2 separate regions of the Homo sapiens genome follow, and region 1 is linked to region 2. A link is an interaction called in ENCODE POLR2A ChIA-PET data of the cell type or tissue named here. Cell type or tissue: GM12878. All regions are shown on one strand. Links, peaks and the distances in the headings refer to the core of each region. The heading gives the core; the rest is flanking DNA.

The links. Peaks named below come from ENCODE experiments on the same cell type or tissue, not always from the same donor. Only the 100,000 strongest peaks of a DNase experiment are listed, where the experiment ranks them.
Region 1: POLR2A ChIA-PET joins it to region 2 with 7 read pairs; 2 of 35 experiments call an interaction of 5 or more read pairs at or near these places.

What each region holds. Positions count from the first base shown.
Region 1 is chr17:47,401,664-47,404,582 of GRCh38, forward strand. EFCAB13 (EF-hand calcium binding domain 13) reads left to right here. Exons shown (of 25, transcript NM_152347.5): 18 at 469-540; 19 at 2,215-2,358; 20 at 2,899-2,919. Among named protein-coding and RNA genes, the nearest start is that of EFCAB13, 79 kb to the left of the region's middle. In GM12878, for the core only: no CTCF peak of the experiment used is centred there; a DNase peak (open chromatin) is centred at 1,295.
Region 2 is chr17:47,641,666-47,644,504 of GRCh38, forward strand. The region is part of intron 1 of KPNB1-DT (KPNB1 divergent transcript); the gene reads right to left. Among named protein-coding and RNA genes, the nearest start is that of KPNB1-DT, 6.3 kb to the right of the region's middle. In GM12878, for the core only: no CTCF peak of the experiment used is centred there; no DNase peak of the experiment used is centred there.

The DNA of each region.
Region 1 (2,919 bases), core at 241-2,740, 240 kb before region 2:
AGATGGCGTCTCGCTTTGTCGCCCAGGCTGGAGTGCAGTGGTGAGATCTTGGCTCACAGCAACCTCCACCTCCCCAGTTCAAACAATTCTGCTGCCTCAGCCTCCCGAGTAGCTGGGACTACAGGCGCATGCCACCACACCCGGCTAATTTTTGTATTTTTTAGTAGAGATGGGGTTTCACCATATTGGTCAGGATGGTCTTGAACTCCTGACCTCATGGTCCACCCACCTCAGCCTCCCAAAGTGCTGGGATTACAGGCGTGAGCCACCACGCCCAGCCATCAGCCTGACTTCTATAGTCTTAATATTTATTAATCCCATAAAATTAATCCTTTGGTTATTCAAAAATATGAAAAGGAAATATGATTCTTAGGAGTGCATCAAATGGTTTACATTTTTATAGGTTGCTTTATTGGATCTGACTTTTGCGTAATGAGGTTGGTCTATTAAAAGTGTTTTTTCTCACAGAAGGTGACAAAGTACAATTTGAAGAATTTGCAAAAGTAGTAAGGAATATGCGTGATGCTGCCAGGTTAGAAGGTAAGTACTGAATTATTTATAACGGTTAGATTTACTTTTATTGAAAGGACTTGCTTTTGTTTTTGTTTTTAATGCTGTGTGTTCACCTAATTTCTGGTTAACATGTTGGCATTGATATGTTTATACGCAGATGAAACTTGGTTTTGATTAAACATTGGCTGGCATATAGGAACTTGGCTTTCAGAATGTATCCTTCATTACTAACTGATAAAGCTGGTTTACTCTGTCTAGACTATTTGTTAAAGAACTTGGAGGAGCCAAGAGAATAGGCATAGTATGAAGTTCTATGCCTTCTTTCAGTATCTACACATGTAATTTTAAGGGAATATGGTCAGTGTCTGACCTTGCAATTTAAGATTTTAGAGGTGGAATAGACAATTCTAGGTAATGATAAGGATTAAGGGTAGCCATTGGTGTGGATGACTTTGGAAAGGAAATAAAGGCCTTTTGAAGTTAAGAGGTCAAAGTGCTCTGAGGCCAGGCTCATCCTTATTATCATTGGATGATATTGGGATGAGAGGTAGAAGGAGGATTATGATCAAAGTGCCAAAATCCTCAGAGAATGTGAAGGAGTGATCAGACAGTAATCAATACTGTTGTCAGGAGAGTGGCATAGTTGAATAACAGGCCTGAGCCTCATGGGAGAGGGATAAGGTTTGATTGAAGGTGGAACTAAAATGGCCTGATAGCAGCAGCAGAAAGACAGGAAAATGCTATTCTGCTTCCTGGTCTTACAGTATGTGGAGCATGGGAGGATGAGCAGACTCTACTCAAGGTGGTTGTGCAAAGAAACTGTTTTTGAAGGAAATCAAGTGCTAAGGCAAGAAAGCAGAGCTGATACAGGTTTTCTGGGTGTCAGCAAAGCTCAGATTGCCATCTGTAGTTGCATCCCAGTGATGTTAGAGGAATAGAAAGTGAGGCAGGACATAAGACTTAAACTGTGATTACTATTTGCAGCTAGTTTCTGTTGACTTTAATAATAATAATAAAACTAATTTTATTCTATAAATATGACATTTATTGAGGCATTATATGTCTAATGCTATCTTAAGTACTTTTTATACATTGTTATATTTACTCTCCACATCAACCTTGTGAGGCAGATAGTATTATCCCATTTTAGACGAGACATTAAGTAGTAATAATTTGCTCACAGTTGCACAGTTCCAGGTTACAAATCCTGGAGCCAGACTTTGAATGCTGGTCTGACTTAACCAGTGCTGGAAATAAAGCAACATTCCAGACACTAGGGTACAATTGGGTCCTGGTGGAACTGAAAAGGAAAACTGAATGAGCCCTTGTAAATCTTGTCTCATATTTTACGTTTTTCATAATTCTGAAAGTTATTTTGCCTATATCTGATGAGTTAATTTTATTTGATATCATTAGAGGTCCACAGCAAAATAATTACTTTGTATAATTGCAGTGAAAAATTCAGCTATATGAGTGATTTTGGTTGTGCAAATTTTATAAACGCACCAGAGAAACGTGATAGATCAAGAGAACTCTTTGCACATTGTGCTGCTGGCCATAGAATTCTATGAGGGGAGAATTTCTCTCTGAGATTTCTTATTCCTCAGTTCAGGATACAATAATAAACTATGGATTTCCACTAACAAATGTCTTGAGTGATGGCTACTGCTTTTTATTAATTAACTTTTTTTCTATTTATAGAGTTACAGGAAGTTGTCTTAGCTGCTGATTTGCTGGAAGGTGACATGATAGCTGGGAAGAACTTGGAAGACTTTCTAAGAAATGTTGGGATTAAGTCACCTAAAGAAGAGGTAGAGAAAATTCTTCAATCAGATTTTGTTTCTGGTAAGCATTTTAAATATTACTCTCAGGTTTTTTTTTTGTAGGAGTAAAGAAGATGTGCAAGGTCTATAGGTATTTGCTTATGTTACTATAAATGTAATCTTTGAAACGGAGCCTTTCCTCTTAATTTCCTCTTTTGCAGTTATGAGAATACTTCTATACAAGCGGGTCTAGATTTTGTGGAAGTGGGCTTGTTAGAATGCTCTGTCCTCATTGCTATCTTGATTTAGCGAATGAAAAACATCTTAGGAATTCAAGTTCTGTGAATAGAAATCCTAGCTTTGCCACCTTTGACCAAATTACTGGTCAGAGTTACTGGGGCTTTCTTTGTACTTCAGTTCCCATTATAGGTAGAATCAGAACTTAGTATACCTACAACATTGTAGGGTTATTGCGAGGCTTAATGGATGAAAATGAATCTAAAAGTACCTTGTAAATAAAATGTTCGAGAAATATATAAGTCATATGCTGATTTTGATACTAGCCTTTAAGTATTACTTTGTCTAGGGGTTCTTGTTTGTCATCTCTCTCTTTTCCTTGCAGAAGATAACATGGTGAACATTA
Region 2 (2,839 bases), core at 340-2,839:
GAGTGCAGTGGCGCGATCTTGGCTCACTGCAACCTCCACCTCCTTGGTTCAAGCAATTCTCCTGCCTCAGCCTCCCGAGTAGCTGGGATTACAGGTGTCCACCACCATGCCCGGCTAATTTTTTTGTATTTTCTCGTAGAGACGGGGTTTCATCGTCTTGGCCAGGCTGGTCTTGAACTCCTGACCTCATGATCCACCCGCCTCGCCGCCTCGGCCTCCCAAAGTGCTGGGATTACAGGCATGAGCCACCGCACCTGGCCAAGCCTTAGTTTCTTGACTGTAAAAAAGGCACAATAGGAGTACCTATTTTGGAGGGTTGCTGGGAGGATTAAATGAGTTACTATATGTAAAGAGCCTTGAACAATACAAAGAGTAAGTGTTTTAAAAACATCAGGCTGGGTGCAGTGGCTCATACCTATAATACTAGCACTTTGGGAGGTGGGAGGTTCACTTAAGCCCAGGAGTTTGAGACCAGCCCGGGCAACATGACAAAACCCCATTTCTACAAAAAATACCCCCCAACACACCCCAAAAATTAGCCAGGTGTGGTGGCACACACCTGTAGTCCCAGCTACTGAGGAGGCTGAGGTGGGAGGATCACTTAAGCGGGAAGTTCAAGGCTACAGTGGGATCACATCACTGCACTCCAGCCTGGGTGACAGAGCAAGATGCTGTCTCAAAAAAAAAAAAAAAAAAAAAAAAAGGGCCGTGTGCAGTGGCTCACGCCTGTAATCCCAGCACTTTGGGAGGCCGAGGCAGGTGGATCACCTGAGGTCAGGAGTTCGAGACCAGCCTGACCAACATGGAGAAACCGCGTCTCTACTAAAAACACAAAAAAATTAGCTGGGCATGGTGGCACATGCCTGTAATCTCAGCTACTCGGGAGGCTGAGGCAGAAGAACCGCTTGAACGCAGGAGGCGGAGGTTGCGGTGAGCCAAGATCGTGCCATTGCACTCCAGCCCGGGAAACAAGAGCGAAAGTCGGTCTCAAAAAAAAAAAAAAAAGCTATTATTTTCATGAAGCAATGATATTGTTTGGACAATAAAAATGCTTACTATGTGCTAGGCAGGAAACACAGGAATTTATATGACATGGCTTCTAACCTTGAGGAGCTATAAATGTGGTTCTCAATTGTGGGGAGGATTTAGCAGGGATTCACTCCCTTCCTAGGAGTTATTCTGTAACATCTGGAGACATTTTTGATTGTCCCACCATGACTTGGTGGGAGACGAGCCAGTGGAACTTAGTAGGCAGGGGCCAGAAATGCTGCTAAACATTCTGAAATGAACAGGACAGCTTCCCCAAAGGTAATTATGTGAGGGCAGGCACAGTGGCTCATGCCTATAATCCCAGCACTTTGGGAAACCGAAGCGGGTGGATCACTTGAGGCCAGGAGTTCGATACAAGCCTGGGCAACACAGCAAAACCCCGTCTCTACAAAAAATACAAAAATTAGCCATGTGTGGTGGTGCATGCCTGTAATCCCAGCTACTCAGGAGGTTACCCAGCTACTGGGAGGCAGAGGTCACAGTGAGCCAAGATCACGCCATGGCACTCCAGTCTGAACAAGAGTGAGACTCTGCTCTCTGCCACCACCGCCCCCCAACACCCACAAAAAAAAGAATTATGTTGTCCAAAATAATCAAGGTTGAGAAACCCTGAGTCATAGTCTAACTCAGGACAAAAGATACATGCATACATACAAATTGTACAAGGCAGACAATCAAAATAGAGCATTATGCAATTATACATATAAAAAAAAAAACAGAAAAGATAGAATAGCCCTGGGCCAGAGTACAGGATTCCCTGTGACACCTGGCCAGGAAGACAGGCCTCAGTGAACTTCCAGTTTTGGGACCCAGTGGACATACTTCAACGATTTGCAACTTTTAGCTTATTCTATCAGTAGGTACCTTTTTTAAAGGTTAAGTCAAAGTTAAAAGGCTTCACTTCTGCATTGCACTACCAGTGTGAAAATGTACTGGGGCCAGTTCACATATGTTTAATTCATATTATCTTTTCAATGCAACTTGATAAAGAGTTGAGTCAATTTAAAATTCTTAAAAGGGCGGAGCAAGGTGGCTCATGTCTATAATCCCAGCATCTTGGGAGGCAGAGGCAGGAGGATCACTTGAGTCCAGGAGTTTAAGACCTGTCTGGGCAACATAGGGAGACCCTGTCTCTACAAAAAAATGAACAAAATTAGCCAGGTGCAGTGGCTCACACCTGTAGTCCCAGCTTTTTGGGAGGCTAAGGGAGGAGGACTGTTTGAGCCCGGGAGGTTGAGGCTGCAGTGAGCCAAGATCATGCCATTGCATTTCAGCCTGGGCAACAGAGCAAGATCCAGTCTCAATAAATAAATAAATAAATAAAATCATTAAAAGTACATTTTTTGGAGTCAACAAGAAATGATACATAGGAATATTTTGGTTTCCATTTAAAATAGAACCATTTTGGGGAAAATATGCCAATATTTTAATGGTGGATATAATTTGAGGTTGCAGGTGGTTTCTGCGGAATTCCTTTTCAAAATTCCTACAGTGAGGAACATATATTTCTTTGATAATCTGAGAAAGAAGAAAGCATCTGGGCGCAGTAACTCACGCCTGTAATCTCAGCACTTAGGAGGCTGAGTCAGGTGGACTGCTTGAGCTCAGGAGTTCAAGACAGCCTGGACAACATGGTGAGACCATGTCTCTACAAAAATTAGCTGGGTGTGGTGGCATGTGCCTGTAGTCCCAGCTTGAATAGCGGTGGTGGAGGCTGCAGTGAGCCAAGATTGCGCCACTGTACTCCGGCTTGGGTCAGTGTAAGACCCTGTCTAAAAAAAAGCCTGAT